Regions from separate parts of the Homo sapiens genome. Here all the other regions are linked to region 1. The links are chromatin loops, found by intact Hi-C in ENCODE. Cell type or tissue: PC-3. All regions are shown on one strand.

Region 1 (2,500 bases):
TATAGAAATAAAGCAATAGAGGAAGAAGTCAGAAATAAGTCACAAAGTTCTCTTCCTGAACAATAACAGCAAATCTTTATTAAGTGCTTTACATACACTGTTCTTTTAATTCTTAAAACTATGCTATTTGATGAAAACACTTATGACCTCCAATTTACAGAGGAAGAAACTAAGATTTAGAGAGAACTTAAGTAACTTGCCTGAGGTTACACTTAAGCAAGTGGCAAAGACATGATTCAAATGTAAATCTAAGGTTGAATCCAGAGTGAATGTGAATCCAGCTACCTTTCCTTCCAGAAGTTCTTTTTCCCTTTCTTCACCTTCCAGTCTAGTAGACTAGAGGATTCTTCCTGCACACTAACAGGCCAATCTGCAATAATTATTTTCTTTTACTGTTCATTAAAGTAAGTTAAATAATGTAGACATGGACCTACTGAAATTTGAAAGACAGCCTATATGAGGCACAATTGTTCTCTTCATTAAGGTTGGAAAAAGCATGTTGTCTGAAGGAATAAAGCATATCTGAAGATGTGCATAGGACCCTGCTTAGGTTTGTCTGCTGTTAGTCTCACTAAAGAGGGTTAGGGAAGAATCAACCAAGGTCTGATTTTGTTTCCTTTATGGATTTATGAAGATAACTCTTTTTTTAACTGCAAGATTGCCTTTATTTTCAACATTTTATGATTCACCTAGGTCAGCTTGATGCTGTGTTTGTGCTGATGGGGTAAAAACATGAAGATTTCAAGAACAAACGTTTTTGACAATGGCTTCTCTGGCAGAATTAACACAGTGTTCATTGCGCCCATAATGTCTAAATAGACATGTAGAATATGCCTTTGTGAAGGAGACCGACAGGGTGCTCCGCCCTGAGAAAGATGAGAGAGGGAAAGAGAGGACCAAGAGAACCTGGCTCCTTTGAAAACAACTTCTTAGAAGTTTTTGCCCAGGAAAATGTTGGCTTTGACTGCTCTCTAGTGGTGGGCAGTGTTCACTGTCAGCAATTCCTTCCACAGGAATCCCAAGCTGAAGGAAGAGACGGCAAAACTCAAGCTTTTGCTTGGACACCTAGAGCTGAGTTGCAAAGGAGCACACACACACACACACACACCCCAGGCCTGGGGGTGGAGGTAGAAGAGCAACTTTCACTGAGCAGGAAAATGATAATAGAGATAAGAAGATGAAGTCTTCTATGGAAGCTGGAGAAAGGTTTGAGAGGATGAAGAGTTCCATATTCGGAGCCATAGACCTCTCACGGCTGTGCTCACTTTCTTCTTTCCATAATGGTAGTTTCCAAAATTGGAGTTGTGCTGGCTCCAGAGTTTTAGCTGGTGCCTGAGAGCTGACTTCTTGAACAACTCTGCAGAGGATGAAGAAGAGGAAGGAGACATACTTCTTGCTTTCAGGTGCCGTCCCCTTTTCTGGAGGAATTATGTAGGTCTGTTTTATTTTTTTCTCTACCCTACATTACTCAACAAAAGAGGGGAGAGTACCGCCTTGGGAAGAGATGGAGAGAGCCTCTGTTGTCACTCGTCCAGTTTTCCCTAAATCATGTTTTATAGATGACTCAACTGATATTGTGAGCTTTATTTGCATTTAGGGAAAAGATAAGTAAAATCAGTTTTGGAGTTTTCATTTTGTTTTTGGTCCACAGTTAGCATACATCCTGTGTTTGTTTGTTCCTGCTTCTGCACCGATTTTCTATGAAAGCGTATATATTTACATTACCCCTTTAGGTCTCAATGACTACATCTATATAATGGTGGGGTCAGTGGTCAGAGGTTGAGAGGTGGTTGATGTTCTGGACTTCTTTTATCTCTGATATGCCCTGAATATTATGATTCACTGACTCATAGAAGAGAATCTAAGAAAATATCCTGGGTTATGTAAGAAACCATTTGAGTCCTGGCCAGCTAAGCAGCAGTTCACACAGAGAGAAATACTCAAAATAGAGATACCAGGCAAGTGACATATTGGTGACCAGAAGGCACTTCCTTTCAGAAGAGAAGGCAATCAGATCATAGCCTTGCACAGAATAAGGATTCCACAAAAAAATTCCCGTGGTTCCTCCATTTTCTTGATCCACTTTCTTTGTGTCTCTATATGTAAGGCAAAGTGGAGAATTAAAGCAATTATTTGGATAATTCAAGCAGAAAAAAACCTCACAACACCCACATATGCTGCAATTATCTAGACATTTCAGGCAGAAGTGAAGCTCAGAACCAAATTATCAGGATAGTGCTTCAATTCTTCTGAAAAACAGCAATGCTAATTGCATGACACATTCAATGTACTATCACAGAGGACTGATGAGAGAGCAAAATTCTTGCTTGACATGCCTAAAAAGAAGAGCATAGAGTAAAAATATTCCACATCAGTTAAAACTTGGTAGAGAAAAGACAAAGGTAGTGAAATGATTAGTGCTAAAATGGGTTTCAAAGTACAAAAGAAGGCGTTAATAAATACGTCCAGGGACATTGAACAACCAGGAGAAATCAAGGCT
Region 2 (2,500 bases), 1.1 Mb after region 1:
AAGTTTTTAAAAATTACTATGAGAAATACATTTTAAATGGAAAATTTTGCAAAATGACTTTTTACAGCTTGGTGCTATACATGCTATGTAGGTAAGGACAGGAAAAGTCAACAAGAACCAGTGTAGTCAAATTTTTCTACTAGCAAGGGCAAGTTTTTGTACTAGCAAGAAGTTCTAGGCAGAGGAGGCAGTTCATGCAGCATTAGGCCCCAATTCTGAGGAGTATAACTCAAGTTATGCTTGGTATAGTAATGTATTCTTAATAATAGAAACATAGATCAATCAATTATTATTAACTGTCACCCGAACTTAATGCTTTTCCAAGAACACAATCACATTACAATAAATGATAAACACAAGGTTGAGGAATATTTCTATCCTTGCTTTTGATTTCTTGTGAGCCAGACCTATTCTTTACATCATTTCTATAAACTAGCTGAAATTGGACACACTAGGGGGGCCTTAAAGAACATTAAAGGGATTACTAAATAAGCCAATGAGATACTACTTAATAACTTGAGGACTGTGGGTATTTTAGTTTCATTGCCTGATTTTATGACTTCTGTGAACTAAAATTAAAATTTCCCAACCCCTTATCACTATAAAAAGCAACCCAAGATTGTAACTCATAAGCAAAACAGCACTTTTCCCCTCTCAAATTTCTTTATCCTTCTGGCTGCTTTCTTCCATCAGCAGTGAAGTTCGGGGGGTTGGGGGGACACGTCTGAAAATGAAAGCGTTTCATTAATTTCAAAAAATCAAATTACTGGATAATGGCATTTCGTGACTTGGCCCTGCTTTTTAATTATTAGTGGTAAAAGAAAGTGCAATTTACAAATAGCTTTATTCCAAAGTTTTCATAAAAGAATAATGACTGAGAGAGACACATTATAGTACCCTCAGCTCTGTAGTTCTTTATGACTATACTTTTGGAGCATTTATTTTCCAGGGAAAATGAAACGAACTCACTGTCAGGAGAGATCAGGGTGAGGTCGCCATCTAGTGGCTGCTTTTCAGAAGCGGCTGTGAATCCCATCACCCTTCAGAGACAAGCCCAGAGGAGTGAGCAACAGATGTGTGACTTATCCTTTGCAGGATCCAGATGCACCAACAGTTCATACAGTTCTTGAATAATTAATTCAGGTTGGCTGCGGGCGCTAAATAGTGTAACCATTTGTACATCTCTTTTAAAATGTTCATTTCAGAATGCAAATTTATGCTCCAGGCACGTAGACCAGGAACTTCACCTCCCGCTTCTGAGTTATGTCTATGTGTAATCGAAGTGTTTTGGGTAATTGTTGTGGTGGTTCTGTTTGTCTTTGTTTTTGTGAGGGAGAGGTCAAGTGTTGTGGCCTACCTCCTGTAAGTTTCTTAGGAGACTTTAATAAGCTAATGCATTCCCTACCTCACTCCAACCCATTCCATTATATTTTTCCCATATTGTAAGATAAATTATTTTCTTATGATGGATTTTGAAGTACAGCAAGCAGAATGATTTTGTGGAATCACACTGACATGGATTTGGAGCTTAATTATACAACGCTCTCAAAGTTTTATGCTTCCTTTAAATGGCATTAAGAACACTTACCTTTAAAGGCTATAGTGAATGATAGAAGATTAAAGGAGCTGATATGCTTAACACAGCTAACAGTTTCTAATGCCTACTGGGCACTGGATATGTGCCTAGACGCTCTTCCTTAATCCACAGGCTATCCTTCTCTACACACACACACCTGTACATGCACGTACATATCTTACTATATTTCCTGATTCCAGAAGTATAGAAACTCAGGCTCATGAATATAAAATTAAATTATAAGACCCCAAATTACAGAATATTCATGCTGGAAAGGCCATAGAAATAATAGAATATCAATTTTAAAAATGAGGAAATTAGGAAAAAGAGGTTTAGTATATCTATCTCAAAGGCATAAAATATTTTAGTGGCAATGATTATATTAGACCCCCAGGGCTACTGACTGTCTTATTCACAGAAGAAACCATGGAGATGGCTTAGGCCACTGACTGCATTTGACAAGGCCCAGGAATGTTAACTTTCCTAACGTCCTGCAAGTTAACGTCAGGGCCCAGATCTGATGGCAACAGTGTTTCATGTAATACCCCATGCTGCCCCAAATCTTCTTTCCCATATGGATAAGAATTCTGCTTCATAGATGTGTCCTGCTCTAGAATATCAGAGAGGGAAGACTTATAAGATATAGCATGTAAGGCCTGGCGCGATGGCTCACGCCTGTAATCCCAGCACTTTGGGAGGCCGAGGCGGGTGGATCAGGAGGTCAGGAGATGGAGACCATCCTGGCTAACACGGTGAAACGCCATCTCTACTAAAAATACAAAAAATTAGCCAGGCGTGGTGGCAGGCACCTGTAGTCCCAGCTACTCGGGAGGCTGAGGCAGGAGAATGGCGTGAACCCGGGAGGCAGAGCTTGCAGTGAGCCAAGATCGCGCCACTGCACTCCAGCCTGGGCGACAGAGCAAG
Region 3 (2,500 bases), 790 kb before region 1:
CCCATTTCTATTTGGAGTGGAGTATATTATATATTCATTTTTATACTTTCTGTTTGCTTTGGAGCTGTAGATTATATTTCTGTTCTTTTGATAGCTGTTCTAAGATTTTAAACATACAGTACTTATTAGTCTAAGATATCTATGTTCCAGCTACATTGGATTCTTCTCAGTGTCTTACTGGAACATTTTTCTCCCTTCTCGTTCCTCAGGCTCAATTGTGACCTCTTTAGGGAAAACTTTCCCGTTCCTCCTCGCCTTCTAAAATCGCCCCTTCAGTTCCATTGCTCACTGTCATGTATCATATTACTCTATTTTTAAAAATAGCATTTAACACAAACTATAATTATTGTTTGTTTGCTTATGCTATTATATGCCTTTTGCCAAAGAATGTAGACTCCATTGGAGGGGCTTTGTGCATCTCGTTTACCCTTGTTTCTGGGACAGGTAGTACAGGGTTTATCACACAGAGCTCACTGAACAGGTGCTAAAGAAATTGACGTTTCCAAATGTAAGTGATTGTTCAGCTGCATATAACATTCTTGGTAAATTTCACTCCAAGATTTTTATACCTTGTGTTACTCTACTGCTCTCATTCCTGAAGACAGAAAGTAAAAGTTAAACAATTTTAACTTATTTGAAGTTTATATAGTAGTTACAATGATATATTCAAAATTCCATAAACATTCTTCAAGAATTCAATCATAGTTAAATTAAACATAATTCAACTCTATAAAAATAACATTTTCGTATAGTGGGTTGCTGGTTTTCAAACTATACTGACAACTTAATAAAGACAGCTGGATTTTTGATATCTTTGTGTTTAACAAAGTTTGAAAAAGAAATTTAGAATGGAGATGCCCAGATACATGCATTCTAAATGTAGACCTCTTTGAAATATTAATTATGGATTTATGAAGAATGTTAACATAGCTGTGTGAGCGTGAATAAAGTGACATTTCATGGAACTGTTTCCTTTGTGAGCTGACAGCAAATGCTGATTGACTTTTCTTTTGGGATACTGCAAATAATGGACAGAAAGAATTTTTAAAGAGACTTTGTAGATACAATTCCTTTTCTTCGTGTTTTTCTGAATGTTTGTGAGGGCAATATCTTTTAATTTAGATTTTCACATAATTTGCATTAAATGTTTTAAATAAATTGATAAAGGTCATAGAATACTTGATAGGGAATTACTACAAGTTTTGACCACTAGTCGTCAGTATTGAACCATTAATTGTGAAGTAGTAGACACTGTTTATTAAAGTTGGCCAAATTTATTGAAAAACAATTATTTATAGTGTGTATACTCTCAACTCTTAGGGCTTTCTGAAAGTGTACTTGGCACTAGCCTCACAAATGAAAAAAATCTAATTAACTGTCTGTTATTACAAATTTAAATTTGAAACGGTGTTACCCTCTGCTGTTAAAAAGTATGACACATTGTGTATTTTATATGAAGACACCTGCTGTATTTATCATGAAAACTGTCATTTCTTTGCCTTTGTATTATAGTTTCATGCTTCCTCTTCAGGATTACAGGTTTTTCCCTTCTTCCTTCCTCCTTCCCTCCCTCCCTCTATGGAAGAAACTATTTATATCTAGTAAAACAGATTATAATTTGATATGAGCATTTTTTTCGCGGGAATCATATATTCCCATTCCCTTTTCCACTTTTAATATTTCGAAGCTGTGCATGCAGAATTTTCCCAAAGATACTTTCTATAAATATTCATCTTATGTAGACCTAAACCTCTTTCTCCTAATTGTTATTTTCTTGTTTTTGGTGGTGATTTCCTTTTGTACACTGTTGTCCATCTACCCAGTTATATTTATTTTCTATTGGTGTTCTGTTGGATAGTTTATCCAACAGATAGATTATCCTTTGCCTATTTTTTCTTTAGTTGTTGGAAAAGCATTTTTTATAGCTCTCATGACTCATTGTGTTTCTAGTTAATTTGTATTTCTATTAAGTACCCCAAATCCCTTTTTAAAAAATATTAAAGTTGTGGTATTAATTATTCATTGCTCAAAAAATGAAAAGCTGTTATTTCTTATATATCTTTGTCCATACTGTGGTCAAGTATTAGGATAGTATTTAGAACTATAACCTCATTATTTCATCGTTTAATGGATTTTGTATGGTTGTGACAAAAAAGTTACAGTTTTATGTTTATTATCTGAGAATGAGATCCTGAAACTTTCCTCGCCAGTGTTAGTCTTGGATGGGCAATCAAGTTACAGTGATGCTGTGATTCAAAGCCACAAAGTGTGGGCGAACTTGGGTCTCTGGAGCTCCCAGTTTCCAGTTCTTTCTCCTCCTGACCTGTGAACTTGTTTGGAAGGTGCAAAATCTTACTCTTTTTGTGTGGTTCATCTTATAATGTTTCTTCTTAAACAGATAGATAACCATCTTGATAAAATAATTTGTTTTATATTTTAAAACCTTTATATGTTTCCTTTATGTCTTTGCCTCTCCTTTTCTCCTGTTCTTTACACCAAG

What was found. A loop is a pair of places that touch in the nucleus more often than their neighbours do. Peaks named below come from ENCODE experiments on the same cell type or tissue, not always from the same donor. Only the 100,000 strongest peaks of a DNase experiment are listed, where the experiment ranks them.
Region 2: a loop joins it to region 1, with 2.9 times the contacts of the local background. A loop is called at or near these places in 5 of 110 quality-filtered maps.
Region 3: it touches region 1 in a loop (10-fold over the local background); 64 of 110 quality-filtered maps call a loop at or near these places.

Annotation. Positions count from the first base shown.
Region 1 is chr14:80,054,861-80,057,360 of GRCh38, reverse strand. No RefSeq gene overlaps it. Among named protein-coding and RNA genes, the nearest start is that of DIO2-AS1, 160 kb to the left of the region's middle. RefSeq lists a silencer at 841-1,135. In PC-3, CTCF peaks have their summits at 781 and 981 (motif pointing left); a DNase peak (open chromatin) is centred at 970; H3K4me3 peaks cover 413 bases; H3K27ac peaks cover 889 bases.
Region 2 is chr14:78,958,384-78,960,883 of GRCh38, reverse strand. All of the region lies in intron 11 of NRXN3 (neurexin 3), which reads right to left. Among named protein-coding and RNA genes, the nearest start is that of NRXN3-AS1, 120 kb to the left of the region's middle. In PC-3, CTCF peaks have their summits at 797 and 998 (motif pointing left); a DNase peak (open chromatin) is centred at 1,013.
Region 3 is chr14:80,849,127-80,851,626 of GRCh38, reverse strand. All of the region lies in intron 9 of CEP128 (centrosomal protein 128), which reads left to right. Among named protein-coding and RNA genes, the nearest start is that of CEP128, 91 kb to the left of the region's middle. In PC-3, a CTCF peak has its summit at 1,211; no DNase peak of the experiment used is centred here.